Linked DNA regions of Homo sapiens: region 2 is linked to region 1. Evidence: chromatin loops called from intact Hi-C (ENCODE). Cell type or tissue: dorsolateral prefrontal cortex. All regions are shown on one strand.

The links. Peaks named below come from ENCODE experiments on the same cell type or tissue, not always from the same donor. Only the 100,000 strongest peaks of a DNase experiment are listed, where the experiment ranks them.
Region 2: it touches region 1 in a loop (2.9-fold over the local background); 22 of 110 quality-filtered maps call a loop at or near these places.

The regions. Positions count from the first base shown.
Region 1 is chr7:95,196,913-95,204,912 of GRCh38, reverse strand. PPP1R9A (protein phosphatase 1 regulatory subunit 9A) reads right to left here. Exons shown (of 20, transcript NM_001166160.2): 6 at 6,429-6,564; 7 at 1,183-1,248. The region is part of intron 1 of PPP1R9A-AS1 (PPP1R9A antisense RNA 1); the gene reads left to right. Among named protein-coding and RNA genes, the nearest start is that of PPP1R9A-AS1, 13 kb to the left of the region's middle. In dorsolateral prefrontal cortex, CTCF peaks have their summits at 4,763 and 4,963 (motif pointing right); a DNase peak (open chromatin) is centred at 4,912; H3K27ac peaks cover 1,241 bases.
Region 2 is chr7:94,910,483-94,918,482 of GRCh38, reverse strand. It overlaps PPP1R9A (protein phosphatase 1 regulatory subunit 9A), which reads right to left. Exons shown (of 20, transcript NM_001166160.2): 2 at 6,975-8,000. Among named protein-coding and RNA genes, the nearest start is that of PPP1R9A, 6.9 kb to the right of the region's middle. In dorsolateral prefrontal cortex, no CTCF peak of the experiment used is centred here; no DNase peak of the experiment used is centred here; H3K4me3 peaks cover 2,335 bases.

The DNA.
Region 1 (8,000 bases):
GAGGTGTGTATGTATTTGTGGTGTGTGTGGTGTGTGAGGGTGGTGTTTGTCGTGTGTGTGGTGTGTGTGTGGTTGTGAGGGTATGTGTGGTGTGTGTGATGTGTGTGTGGGCATGTGTGGTGTGTGTGTGGTGTGTGTGTGTGGTGTTTGTGGGTATGTGTGGTGGGTGTGTGTGGGTATGTGTGGTGTGAGTGTGGTGTGTGTGTGTGGTGTGTGTGGGTATGTGTGGTGTGTGTGTGGTGTGTGTGTGGATATGTGTGGTGTGTGTGCATGGGTATGTGTGGTGTGAGTGTGGTGTGTGTGTGGTGTGTGTGTGTGTTAAGCATGTGTATACACTACTTAGGCCAGTGCACATATGGATAGGGTCTTAAACGGAATGTTTTCCAAGCACCTTGTGATTCTTGGCTTTGGTGACAATGACTGTTGCTATAGATTTGGGGATCATAAAACAAAGGATATAATTAAATTTAATGATTTTAGAGATTAGACCAAATTGGAGTCTGTGAACAGGCTGTTAAATATATTTCCTTTATTCTTCAGTTTCCTCTAATTGCCATAAATCAGCCTGCCTTTTACATACACTCAACCTCCATTTTTAAGCACTGCTATCTATATTAACAGCAACTAAACATAACGAGAATTATTTTATTATTTAAAGTATAGTATCATTTTAGATATTTTGATATTTTAGATATTTTGATATGTCTACCATATAAATCATGCAACTAAATACTACTATAATTTAAAGATATATTTAGTGTTTTGAGAAATCAAGAATTTTGTATCAAAAGATTATTTTCTAAAAAAGTACTGGATTTACAGACAGTATAAATCACTATGTGCATTATTACTGTGTAAACATCATACAGACCTGCTGTTGGACATTTGCTTTTTCCCTTTAATTTGAATCACAAGATATTTAAAGTGTTAGGGGTTAAAAATATCCATGGCTAAATATTAAGAAATGAGTCTAAATTGCAGAACCTATACCTAAAATATATGCTATGTTTCAGAATTGTTTTTTGAATGATTATTTTCAAACTATTATTCAATGCACAAAACACATCACTCTAGAGAAGTTCTTCAGAACATACAGATAGTTAATAAGACACAAAGAATATTTAATTTTACATATGAAGCAGGAAAGTACAGGTAAGCATTACTTTAAACCAAAAAACAAACCTTAAGAAAATAGTTGTTATTGTTATTGCAGTTGCCAGACATTCCTTGCAATTCAGCCACAGTGTTCTAAAATGGTTGACAAAAAATATTAAAGAAGGCTTAACCCCCACCGCAGAGAGCAGCCTGATAAAGGATTGAAAAACACTGAGTCCCAGTGCTTACTGTAATACACACTGTTAAGTACTAAGACAATATTGCGGCATGTTGGTAAAAAATGCCCACACTCTTGGTTTCTCAGTATTATAGATACAGTATAAAGTCTATTTACATTATTATATTCACATTATTAAAAGGCCAACCATAATAATTGCATTCTCTTGTTTACACACACAAGCTGTTTCCAACTAGGAATGGCAAACAGTATGAGTCAAACTTAATGTTATCCCTCTAACACTTTTTATAACATAAATATTATATTATTGTATACCTTTTAATACTTATGCAAACCAAAGCTTCCATTATATTTTTGCCTCTAATTATGACATGCTAACACAAGCAATAAAAAACCATACCCATGAGGGCAGCTACTCTAAACTGTATTCAATACTTTAAAAGATTCTAAAAAAAAAGTTGCTATAATATTGTTATAATGATATTAATTTCCAGTAATGAAAACAAATTATGAAAGAAAGATTAAATTATATTTTAGGGGCTTCAGTATAGAAGGGGCTTCAGTTTCTGGAGTGATGATTAACCTTCTTATGAACTACTGCCTAAGGAGACTTTGAAATGCTATCTATAGCTAAGACTTTACAATGTAACAAATACTATATCTTAAAAGAATATTTAAGGAAGCCAAATAATCATAATTTTTAAAGTGTAATACTTTATTTTAATTTCAATGACCATACCTATTTTCTAACTCAAAAATGGAATATAGCACTAGTTCATACTGTATTTCCAGTCTAAGCCTGCAGCATTTCAAACGGCATAATGCTCTTAAATAAAAAATACTCATAATATATACACACTACACAAAATATATACCATAATTACATCATCTCACTACTAAAAGGCTACAAACTGATAGTGGTGGAGTATGACAAGAGATTAAATGTTACTAAAAAGTTAAATTCTAGTTGAAAAATTTATCATACCCCCCGAGTGTCATGAAATAGTGCTGATTGTCTGAGAGATTTATTGAAATCCTCCATGGCAACCTTTCAGATTATTAAAAAAAAGAAAAGAGAAAGAAAGAAAAAAAAAACAAGTGATCAATACTTCGATTAAACAGAAATTAAATCATGAATCACAGATATATTCAGATATACATTTAAAATTTTTCAATTGTTCAAATATTCATCTCCCTCTTCTTAAATAGGATCCTCCTTTTTATTCTACAGCTTTTAGGCAGAGCCATTTTAACATTTTTTTTTAATCAGAATGTTTAACAGAGAGTAAACAAAAACAGGGATGCAAATTAAAATAAAATTGGCTGTTTGCTTATTTTAAACCCTTCTAAAGATGTAGAGGAAGAAAAAAACAGAAAAAGCAGAAATTTAAATAGTTTGAAAATTATCTACATAGCTTAAATTCTACTAGAGTATGACTTATAATTTCCTAAAGCATTGAAACAGATATGTCTAAGCATAAGCAATATATTGTAAGTTAATCTTTCTCAATATAGTTTTTAGAGCTCCACTGTAGGTTTATAATTTCAGGATCTATTTCTCCCATTGTGATGTTTTCCATGTAGTGAATGCAAGCAAGCAAATACCCTCTGTCAATGTGACAAGTTCCAAGTTACAATCAACTTTGGATGATTTGATCAAAAACAGAAGCTATCTATCCTTCAGCAGAAAATGCTGACTAAGAGCTGGCTCTGGAAATCAGTTGGATGAACTTGGTTGTTCTGTATCTAAATGGAGGTTTTCCTGGCTGGTGCAGGGAATGTCACAGGAGATACTGTCAAATAAAAATAACTCTAACTTTGAAATCACAAGATGATTCTATAAATCATAAAAGTAAAAAAACCAAGTGACTGATTAACAAAGATATACTAATCAATAAATTGTTCAATTATATATGAAATTAACTCAATTATTCAAGGAGCATTTATCCATTAGCTATCCAATATTTGTTCTTCTCATTTCCTTTATGCCTCTTGGACATTTTATTCTTCATTCACAAAGAAAGACAGAGAGTAAATAGAAAATAGGGAAAAAGCACTCAAATCAATCCATTTAATAATTTTTTCAGCATTAGAAAAAAGAATTTGAATCAAGTGACAATTTGAAGTTTTAACATTGGAGTGGATTTTCACTATTTGTACAGCTTTCATCTCTCCTATGCACTGAAAATTAACAGTTGGTTTTATCTGGGCATGTTTTGTTGAGGCAGTGTGTAACATACAAGAAAGGGAAAAAACCCAAGTCACAGAGGATGAGAGACAGATACAAAGGAGAAGTCTCCTTGACTTTTTTCCATAAAGTGAGTTACTTGGAGTAACATAGCAAGCACCTCGTTTTTACTTCTACAACTTGCAGAAAGAAAAACAGTTTAACTTAAAGCTAAACTAATTAAAAAAAATTTGAGTACTCAATTATTCTTCTCTTTAAACTCTATAAAGATGATTCTTATGGACTGTTGCATAGAGAAAATAATTATCCAAAGACTTGATTTCCCTATTATTAGAAATACAGAACAAAGAATCATAGAACCTAAACTCCATCACCGCAAACAGTAATTCTCTTAACATCTTTTGTTACCCAGTTATTCTGTGTCTGCAGGAGTGTTCTTACATGCTACTCAAAAACAGCACAGTGTGTTGCAAAGAGTCCAGGCTTTGGAGCCAGCAAGACTTTATTCCAATTTCAACTCTGCCAGCTACTGGATGTACCACTAGAAAAAAACCTCAGTTGCTGCATTTCTAGGGAAAAAAAGAAAATCTCTTCTGGCTGCATTAAAGATTAAATGAGATCATGTAAGAAAGACACCTTGCAAAGTGCTTGCCACTGAATATTTACTTAATTTCCTTGCCCCTGAAAATATCTGCTCAGGTGACAACTCTGATTACTTTACAAAAACAGGCAAACAAAAAAAATCTATAAACAATCTTCCATTTAAGATGTGATACATTCCTAAGTATAAATGTCAAGTAAAAACTATTCTTTTTCCATCTATTCCAATTATCAAGTTAAAGAAAAATCTGGGCCAGGTAGGGTGGCTCACACCTGTAATCCCAGCACTTTGGAAGGCTGAGGCAGGAGGACTGCTTGAGGCCAGGAGTTCAAGACAGGCCTGGACAACATAGTGAGACCTCATCTATAAAAAAAAAATTTTTTTTTTTTAATTAGCAGGATGTGGTTCTGTGTGCTTGTTGCCCCAGCTACTCAGGAGGCTGAGGCAAGGCAGGAGGTTGGCTTGAGCCCAGGAGCTCAAGGATATAGTGAGCTATGCTTGCACCACTGCACTCCAGCCTGGGTGGCAGAGCAAGACCCTGTGTCGTAAAAAAAAAAAAAGAGCAAAATTTTATATCAACTTTTGGGGATGAATGTGATCAGCGCCTCAAAATACCTGCAGAAAATGTGTGGTCTGTGATCTAAATGTTTTACTTGGAGTGCCTTAAAAATGTGACTATCTTCTTTCTTTGCCCCCTCTGCTTGTTAGACTTGATGTCTTATTTCATATTCATGGAACATTAGAAGCTGGAAGGAATTTTGTGATCTAGCCCAATCCCTGTGCTTTCATGCCAAAGACACCAAGGCACACAGACTAGAAAGCCTGGCCATGTCCCCTTCCACCACTTGATGTCACTGTACTCCCCTGAACCTAAGACCAAAAATCCTAGCACAGTGAGGACGCAAAAATCAAACCTGCAGAAAATGATTCTACAATCTCAGAATAAGCTTGCAGCAAAAGCAAATCAGTGTCTCTGATAAAATACAAAATACTAATGTAAAGAATTGAAAACCAGGTAAGATACAAGTTCAAAATATTTGAGGAAATCCCTTTTTTAGTTTGAAAATTCAAGAGAACATTTTTCATACAAAATATCTCAGTGTAATGAAAATATACTTGCCATTTCAAATGGACTCACCAAGTAAGAAAATAAATTAAATCAAGTTCTAAGAGTCTAATTCATTCATTTAAAGGATTTCTAATATATTATTCTTTGATCAAAAGTTAACGGATATACCACCTCTAATTTTCTGCTATAAGTGGAGAATATATCCTCATTATACCACATATTCATGAGATCTTAATATACATTGGGATTAAAACATCTCAGATTAAAAATATGTGAAAATATTTGAATGTCTGTTTATTAATATCTATATCCTGGCTAGAAAGCAAAATTCTGAAAAATTATATATTCAGATAAGAAGGGGTTGAATACATGAAGTTTCACTGTGGTTATATTAGCTGGAATGAAGAATATTTGTTTTACCTGAATATGTACTAGTTTATGGAGTATAAAATACTACAATTAAATTGTTGATGGATCTTTTGACACACCAATATGAAACACATGAATGTTTAAACGTGTTTATAATAAAGCATGTTGTCCCATTATATCAATGTACATTTCAAAGACATTAGAAATAGACCAGCATCTGTATTATATTACAGCACACAAGGGTTCTGGAGAGCTGTTTTCACTTGGGGGTTAGCTTCTATTCATTTACTTGATCTTTTACAGAAAGCAGGATGTAAAATTATTCCAATATGTATCTGCTCTATGGAACATGTGCTAGTGGAAAGCTTTGTTCTGCATTATGTTAGCACAAATCATAGTAAGCAGATCCAAAGAACTTTTTCTTCCTGGGGGAAAAAGACACTGGAAACACTCAGCAATCTTTAGTACTTTTCTATGTATATTTGTTTGTGTATGGGTGTGTTTACTGATTTTTTGGAAAAGCATTACATACTATTGTAGAACATTTGGAAAAGATTGAAAAAATATAAAGCAGAGAGAGAAAATCACCCAATTCCACCAATAAAGATGACATTATTCACATTTTTGTGTTTTTATCCTTTTCTGTTTCTATGACTTCCTTTATAATAGTGCAAAAGATAAGACTTATTTGTGTCCACAGTCTTCATACTGTAAACAGGATACCATGACTTGATTCTTAAGCGTATATCAGATGCGAGTAGTATTTCTTTTCTAAGGTAGAATTTTAGTTCAATGTGGACACACCTTCCTCAAGAAACTGCATAAAACCTGTCATACTGTTATACAGTAGAGAGAGTTTCATGAATTAGAAAATGTGGGAAAAAGAATCTTTGCAAGCACTACTGACCTCGTCATCGTCGGCATCATACTGGGCATAGTGCTGTTCCAGCAGCTCTCTCTGGCGCCTCTCCTGTTCCAGTGTCTGGCTTATCAACTGGGCAACCTCGCTCACTTGTCCTGGTTTTTCCCGCCCAATAACAAATCTGTGGAAAGGTTAACAAAGACTAATATTTAAGACTCTCCAACAAAAAGGAGTTTTAAGAAAAGTAAACAGGTTTGATCTCAGCAGGGTCCATCAAGCCTCAAGAAAGTAATATCACCTACGTACTTCAAAATGGTTTTCTTGGGTGAGAAGAAAGCTTAGATGTGCAATTAAAGTGATTTTTAGGGACACAGCTCATAAAGGAAAAGAAGGGGGAAAAAAGTAAAGGACCATAAAAATTATCATTTTAAGAGAAGATGTAATATACGTAACCCATTCTGCAGTACTTTACACATTTTTGATGCCATACAAAATAGAAGCAAGCTCATAATTTCCTGTACCATTGAACTAAAGAAGCATTTGTGTAACTATAACAAAAATTACTTCAAAAACATTTTGAGGGCTGGGCTCAGTGGCTCAAGCCTATAATCCCAACACTTTGGGAGGCAAAGGTGGGTGGATCACCTGAGGCCCGGAGTTCGAGAGCAGCCTGGCCAAGAAGGCAAAATCCCGTCTCTACTAAAAATACAAAAATTAGCCGGGCGTGGTGGCGCGCACCTGTAGTCCCAGCTACTCTGGAGGCTGAGGCAGGAGAATCGTTTGAATCCGAGAGGCGGAGGTTGCAGTGAGCCAAGACCGCGCCACTGCACTCCAGCCTGGGTGACAGAGACTCTGTCTCAAACCAACAACAACAACAACAACAAACATTTTGACGCATAGCATAACTCAGGTGGCTAAATATATAACTTTGAAATAAGAGAAAAGGAAAACTTAAGTGTTTTTTGTTTTTAAAATGAAAAACTGTAATAACAAGAGGTAGTGAATTAATTCACTTCCTTTGGGGGGAAAGATAGTATGAGAAGGGGTGTGATTCAATAAATAAGGGAGGAAAGGAAATATTTGTTATTAATGCCTATAAAAAAAGCCTAAAGAGAAAAACAAGTAAGATATTTCCTTATTGCAAGCTACAGTCACTTATGGTATATTGTTGCCAACATAATGTGTTGTGCTCAACAATTTAATATTCATTTTTTAACATCTTTTCACACTAATATGTTTCTGTTTTTCTAAAAATACGAATAATGTGTCTCTAGGATGCAGTTTCTAAGTATTACTTATCATTATTTTAATATGAATCTTTGTTTAAATCTTGTTTCTACATTTAATTGATGCTTTCCTCTGATTAATGTATGTTGCTGTCTTTGATCAATTTTAAATGAAATATACCACAATTTTTCTGCACAATACACTAAAGGTCAAAATTTTCACACTTGGATGTTAGTAATTAATTGCCTTTTAATAAATACTTTTATATAGTTTCAAGCAAGATTTACTTTGAAATTATCTTTAAGTGTTCACTTATCTTTTGTGTTATTTTCCTTTGGAAATCAATTATTAATAGAATTTATAAATACTACCTTTTTCATCTTTATTCAG
Region 2 (8,000 bases), 290 kb after region 1:
AATTGCAAATTAAAATTAAATAAAAAGAAGAGTGAGTGCACCACCTCCCTACACACACCAGCATGCCCCTCCTTCTAACTTTCCTTTTACCTTCCAAAGTAATAAACTCTCCATCGGTAGAATTATTCAAGCAGAAGCTGAAACATCATCTGTCAGGAGTATGCTACTGAAGGGCTTCCTGAAGTGACTGGGAAATGACGCTAGATTACCTTCAAGTATATTTCATCTCTAAATGTCTATGTCACAAACTAAAGAGATGAGAACCAGGAGAAAACTGTAAAAGTGACCAGAAGAAAAACTATAAAGCATAACTTGAAAAGTTTTCTTCCTTTTCAAAACCATAGCTATAGAATATAATGAAGCAAAAGAACAAAAAGAAAATAGGTCCAAATGAGAGCATAGAAAATCAAGAAAAATATCAGGTAAATTAGATAACAGCATAAAAAGCAACAATCTATAGTAATGTTTGTTTTGTTTATACAGAATTTATCCCACATCTAACTATATTTCTCTATGAAAATTCCTAAACTTGTTTTCAAGTGGTAGAGAAAGTGTTAGAAAAAAATCTAATGCAGATGAGATTTCAATCAAATTACTTGTAATGGGCATATTAACTGGGTTAACAAGGTAAACGACACATGGATAACATAACACAAAGTGATTTTCCTCCAAATTTGGCATCTTATCTTTCAAGTACATGAACCCAACAATTAGTGTCATTTGTGAGAAAGTTTAGAGGGAACACAAAGTATGTATGATCCAAAAAGCAAGCAACTGCTGGGCACAGTGGCTCATGCCTTTAATCTCAGCACTTCGGGAGGCCAAGGCAGGAGGGTCGCTTGAACCCAGGAGTTCAAGACAAGCCTAGACAACATAGTGAGACTTCATCTCTACAAAAAAAAAAAAAATAATAACAGGCATGGTGGCGCTTGCCTGTAGTCCTAGCTGCATGGGAGGCTGAGGCAGGAGAATTACTTGTGCCCCAGAGGTCAGGGCTGCAGTGAGCCATGACTGCATCACTGCACTACAGCCAGGGTGACAGAGCAAGACCTTGTCTCAAAAAAAATTAATTAAATTAACAAAAAACAAGAAACTTTAAATATTTCTATTACAAATAAATACCAGTAAACATCTGAAATAATCTGCTGTCAAAAGAATCCCTTTTTAAACACTAAATGATCACTGTTCAGTTTAAAAGTATAGCTATACCTCTGGATTTTAGAAAAGGGGTTCATTCAACAAATCTTCATTATTTGATTTTACAAAGTATATTAAAATATTTGACATATTTCATTTACCTGGTTATGAAGCATAGGTCATAAAACATAAAAATTTAAAAGGAAATCCAATTTAAATGTTATACCATCGGCTGGGCACAGTGGTTCACGCCTATAATCTCAGCACTTTGGGAGGCCAACGCGGTCAGATCACTTGAGGTCAGGAGTTCGAGACTAGCCTGGCCAACATGGTAAAAACCCTGTCTCTACTAAAAATATAAAAATTAGTCTGGAATAGTTGTGCATGCCTGTTGTCCCAGCTACTCAGAGGGCTGAGGCCTGAGAATCTCTTGAACCCAGGAGGTGGAGGTTTCAGTGAGCTGAGATCGTGCCACTGCACTCCAACCTGGGTGACAGAGCAAAGCTCCCTCTCAAAAAACAAAAAACAAAAAACAAACAAAAAAAAAGTTGTACCATCAAAGTTATCCAAGAAAAGCAAGTTAAATCATATGACCATTCTTATACTAAGTTTATTAATTTACACTTGCAAAAGAATGAAAGAAATGAAATTTCTGATTCCATTAAAAACTTCTTCCTCCCAACTTTTTATAACTAAAAACTTAAACCACACAAAGAGCCTAGGATGTGACTTTTTAATGACCCAAATGCCTTGAGTTAAGGATAATAATCCACTTTGGGATCCAGAAACAGAGTATTCATGCACTTTACAAGATTATACCTTATTTCATCTTCAGAGAATATTATTCCACCCAACCAGATATAGCAGCCCATCTGGAAAGGAAATTTATTACATGTTGCTTCCCTAACATGCTATGGCCAGCCACTTTCAGAAGCCAGAAGATTGTACTTCAAATTCATATTCCAAAGAGTGATCTCTTGATCAGCGGCATCGGCACCACTTGAGAGCTTGTTAGAAATGTAAAATCTAAGGTTCCCCTCCAGACATACTGTTAACGTGGTTTTCCTGTATTATTTCAGAATATGAAATTCTATTATAGAGGTAAACAAAACTAATGGGATGGATGAAACACTTAAGAAGTGATAATCATAGATGGTAAATAAACTAACAACTTATGAGACAGAGGCAACACTCAGGCTGGGCCAAGTATTGATAATGAGAATGCAAGCTGGTGAAATGAAGGCAGTCAGCAGATGCGTAATAAATAGGTAAGCTGGGAGTAAGACATGACAACAATAAAATAAATAGAAATTATGATAAAATGAATGAGATTTACTTATAGACAAAAAGCAGTGGAAATACCAAGTCACCATTATGCCTGGACTGATAGCTACATTACTTCCATATCAGTCATCTACTGAAGACACCAAGGATGGTCCCATGGCTCATCAGCAGGCAAACTAGCAAAGCTACGGCTGTACCTAAGTGTATTTGTCACATCTCTTCAACAGAACAAGTGTGTATCATCGACCCAGGAAATCATTAGTCTATGGAGTCTTGGCTCAAACATCAGCTCTGGTCCTCATAACCACATCATTAATGGGGAAGGGTTATGTGAAAGAAAGATGGGACATAGGAACATTGTTTATCCAGGACAGGTAGCGTGGTCCTTCCAACCTGGTTTGAACCTGAAGTGTGTTAACTTACTCCATAGCTTTCCTCTTGCTTCTGGATTTGTGTTTAACTGGTTTGGTAAATCATGTGATTCAAGCATTTTAATTTGTTTTCTGAGTCTTCTATTCCATAACCTCTGAGATAGCTTGCCTGCTGGTGTACTTGTAGCTCAACCATTGTATCAAGGTAATTTCCCATAGAATACCTACTGAATCAGAATCTTGATGCTAACAAGATCTCCCAAGTGATTCATATGCATATTAAAGTTTAAGAAGCACTGACAAAACTGTTATAAAGGAAGCCTCCGCAAAGACAAAAAGTTGGATCTCAACAGAACTATTCCCTGAAAACCATCCTGAACAAAAAAACTTCATATATCCATGAATGCCCTAACTATGACTCGGAGCCCCCAAAAAGGGAGAGAATACAAGAAGATCCATTTTCAACAACTATCATGTAAGGTTTGAAGAAGCTCTGGTGCCCTTGCTGATTATTTGAATTCTAATCCTGTAAAGCTCCATATGATTTGAGAAAACACAAAATATAGCACAATGTACCTCAATATTAACTCTGCAATATCCTTCTTACTGTGAGTTAGAAAAATCTTTTTCAGATATGCTGTTTCAAGAATAACAATCCATTGTAACACAATAGTATTTGAGGGGAAAAAAAAATACCAATCCAAAGGACATAAGAAACAGAGAAAGGTTGTGACTTCCTTAATGAGGCTGCAGCAACCTTAGAAAGATCATCAAAGCACAGAGTTGGGAACAGCCTGAGAGCTTCCTTAATGGGCTGTACACGTCCCACCGACCAGCAGCTCCTTACTTCATCAGCTCCTCATTTTATGTATTTGTTGTATTTGTTATATTTGCATTGTCCCTGACACATATTAGGGGCTCCATAAATGTTCTGAATTAGTAGAAAAAAATGACATGTCACCCTCTCTTGTTTTGATTCATCTAAGACAAATTTACTTTAATTCAATCCTTTCATTTTGAAAAATTCCTGAAAATGAAGGCATAATTCCATCTCGAATTAGCATGGTCCATAACATTCTCCCATGCCATATCTCAAAGTTGGATTTTAATTTGCTATTATTAATCCCATTCTAATATTTCATGACCCTATGAAACATAACAATCTATCTAATAAGAAATAACTGTCTGTGAAAGATAGGAAAGTCATACTAACTGATGGCTGGCAATACAGTCTGACCATTTTTAAAAATCAAGGTATATGTACAAGTACAAGGTATATGCTACACAGGAAAGATCAACTATTATTCTGATGTTTTTCTAAGTCCAGATTTAAGACATCTTATGGAAATATCTATGTAAAACATCTATAAAAAGAACTGAAGTAGTCACTGAGGACAATATTACACATACAAAGATGATAAATAAGATCTATAACAAAAAACTAAAGGTGCTAGGAATTTTTAACCTAGTACAGAATAAAGTGACAGCCAGGAAAAGAATGTAAAAGTTCTAAAAATCATTTATTTAAAGAATACATTCCCTGTTGCTTCTTTAAGAGGAAGTATGTTTAAGCTTCAAAGGAAAAGACTGAGGTTAGGAATTGCAACTTCCCATTCCATAAATAAAGTTTTATGAAAAGAATAAAGAAACACAGATAGAAAATGGTTGCATGTATTCCTTTCCAAATAATCTATCAAATCCCTTTCACTATATGCATTTAGTACAACCAAGTGCCACTAAAGGACTCACAGGACATTAAAAATTTTGGCATAGTTTTTTATACTGTTTTTTATGGATTTTAAATACAATGTGTTTAAGAATTGACTCTACAAACTCACAGAGGAAAGGGGTAACCTTACAGATTTTTGTGTCTTCTTCAGCTAACAGCATGAGAGAACACACATGATAAGCCTTCAATAAATACTTTAATTGGATCTAATAAGGTATTACCACCCTCTGCAGCAAAAAAAATCTTAATTGGAGAATAACCTAAACACTATGGCCACCACCATGACCAGTAGAAAGCAGCTCTCAAATTTTCCAAGTGAATCCACTTGCATATTTAACAATGGAAGCAGCAAGAAAGAGTAATTGTGTTATTCATTACAAAGGGCTAAGAATGAATCTTCTGTTTGCAAACTTAATCCACTCCAAGAAGTCCTGTTAACTGCCCAATCAAATGCAATACATTATCTTTGTTTCACAAGTCTTATGCTTGATCTAATTTGTTTTAGAAATCTTATTCTTGATGAAATGCATTAAATGTAGGTAATGTTTCATTATTTGCTAGATAAAATTGTCATTATATGAAAATTAAGAGGCAAAATACTTATTGTTATAAGCAATCATAGCACAAATTAGTTGAACTTCAAAATATCATTCCCAAAAAGCTGGTTTGTTCACATATAAACAGACACATTTCAATGATAAATCCTTTAAAATCCATTAAACCAACTAGTGCACAGTTATGTTTTGTGCAGCACAGGACCCAAATACAGGCTGGTGTCCCACTTGGTTGACTGGGTAGTGGTCTACTTGATAAATTTTCATAAGCTGCTATCCCTTGTATTAAAAAGTTAGTCACTGGGTTTAACAACTCCTTGAAGAGTTCATTTCAGTTATTCCTGCCTTTCTCAATGTGAAACGATTTAATCTTATTGCTTTCTTCCTAAAGGGTAGAAAGATGATGTTCAAGGGGGATGCGAATGGCAAAGTTTAGGAGCTCACTGGATAGGCTTGGGGGAAAGGCACCTTTAAAGACCATCTAGAGTAGGGCAGTGGGGGTTGGGGAGGAATAGGAAGGCAGGAGGAGATAATCACAAAGGAAGGTGGTAAAGCACTGCAAAGAAACTTACTTTCAAACTGAATTGACATCTGTAGTTTATTTTAAACTACAGTTTAACTTAACATGACCCATTCTGACCCAGAACTTCTGCCTTACACTAATAAAATGAAAGTCTGCCTGCTAACATCTGTAAATAATTTCATAGATTATTACTTTATTTCAGAATAGTATTTCATAATCAGAACAATGTCAGATTTCTCTTTAAATATTTCTATGTAAATTTATATTTTAGAGCCTTATATGGAAGGTCCCAAAATGAAAATAACAGACAGTGATTTTAGATTTTGAGGAGAAAATTTACAGGAATATATCAAATTCCAAGTCTATCATATATACACACTGTGTAAGCTAGAAGCCCCTAGAATGTGGTCTAAAACTACACATTCTGCCACCATAACCTTCCAGATTCCCCAAGGAGAGCATGCCAGCATCTCAGGACTGAGCTGTGGGCAAGTACACTTTGAAAAAGCACCCCAGGAGATTCTGGTACTCAACCAACCACCTCCTGCCCCTATTGCCATTATCCACTAATAACATTCTACCACCCACTGCTGATGTACTTTGTGCTATTCTTCCATACCAAATGTTAACTAAGTGAAGTCATTAGAGCATGTGAATTCCATTGGCATTTATCCAGTTTTTAAGAGGTAAAAATAAATCCATGAATGGCAAATCAATGTTATTTCTTTCAAAAAATTCATTTTAAAGCTATGTAACAAATTTTGAACTCAGACTGTTTACAGTCAAAGCTTTTCAAAGTATTTAAGTCAGCTAATATATTTCCATAAATTAAATTTTCACCACCAACTAGCAGTACCCCCCAAAAAAAGTTCCAACAAAATTCCTCACAATCCACTTACACTTAATAACTCAGATTTTTTTAAGAAAGTAAATCGAATATTATTCCCAGATTACCAAAACTCTCCCATTGTACATTATACTTCATACCTTAAAGTGTGTACATTCAGAAAATATTATTTATGAATAATTTTAGGTAAAACTAAAGTAATTACATTTCAAACTAACACTCCTGGTTTTCAGTACTCACAATACTCATACTCCAGTTCATTGGAACGTATCTCACAATTCCCGAACTTCTTCAGCTTTAATATTACTCACTATTGATGTATGCCATTATAAAGCACATTTAAGAAATGTAATTGATATCTCTCAAACTCTGAACTTTTAAAATCACCTGACAACAGGTGATTTTAAAGGTATCAACAATCTTGAATCCCTTACAAAAACTCCTACTAGTTGTCAAGTCTATTCTACATACAATTAGGCCCTAGTACTAAAAACAAATTTAGAAAACAAAATGGAGAAAACACACTTACCTTAATAGGAGCACTACTAAACTTAATTTTCCTATTTGCTGGGATTTCTTCTTCTTCTGGCAATCCAACAATTTCCGAGTACTCCATATCAGGCTGATAGTAACTGTTCTCATCACTATCTTCCTCCTCATCCTGCTCAGTGCCTGTCTCTCCCCAGTCTGAATTATACCTGGATCTCACCCTATACACATTATAGTCACTGTGCATGTACACATGGGAACCATCAAAATTATTTGAATCTTCAGGTACTTCTTTTCCACAACTGGATGCAGAAGCATCAGGAGAGGTGAAATCACCACCTGCAAGTTCTTTCCTCTGTTGCTTTGCTGCCTCCCTTCCAACCAAATTAGCTTCAGCATCTTCTAACAGTTGGCTTTGTGGTGAAGGGATTTCGGACTTTGGCATTGCCTTACTTTCAGCACAAGGTTCTTCAGGACCATCTTTGTCAATGCTGTCGGGAGTCTGTTGATTAGATGTGGAGTCCTCGGGTTCCTTGCTCTGCTGGATCTCTTCACCAGGTATCGAAGCTAGAGAGGTACTTTTAGAAGCCACTTCTGGTACTGGAGTTGCATTACTCTTGTGAGCATCCTCTGTATCAACACCTCGCTTGTTTGAAGGAGGCCAGGAATTAGAATCCTTCAGGTGACCAAATGTGTCAAGATTTGTAACAGTAACAGATGGTAAATTCAAGGGATAATGCCCAGTCACTGAGTATTCATTGTTTTCAGCCTTCTCAGAAATGATGGCACTGGGAGAATCAGTGTTCTCAAATACTGCACTCAGTTGACTCACAGTTGGGGAGACAGCCTCAGTTCGGGAGCTAAGGCTGTCCAAGGAATCAGTACTGCCTCTGTTGGACTTGGAACCTCCCCATTCATCCTGAGGTTCACTCCCTCCAGCTTTCTCTTTCTTTGGGGAATAGCGGTTGTTCTGTCCTGATTCATGCACACTTCTCTCAAACATCTTTCGAGTCTCAGTGAACTTGGAATATGAAGGGCCATCGTACATAGTGTCAAATCTACTAAT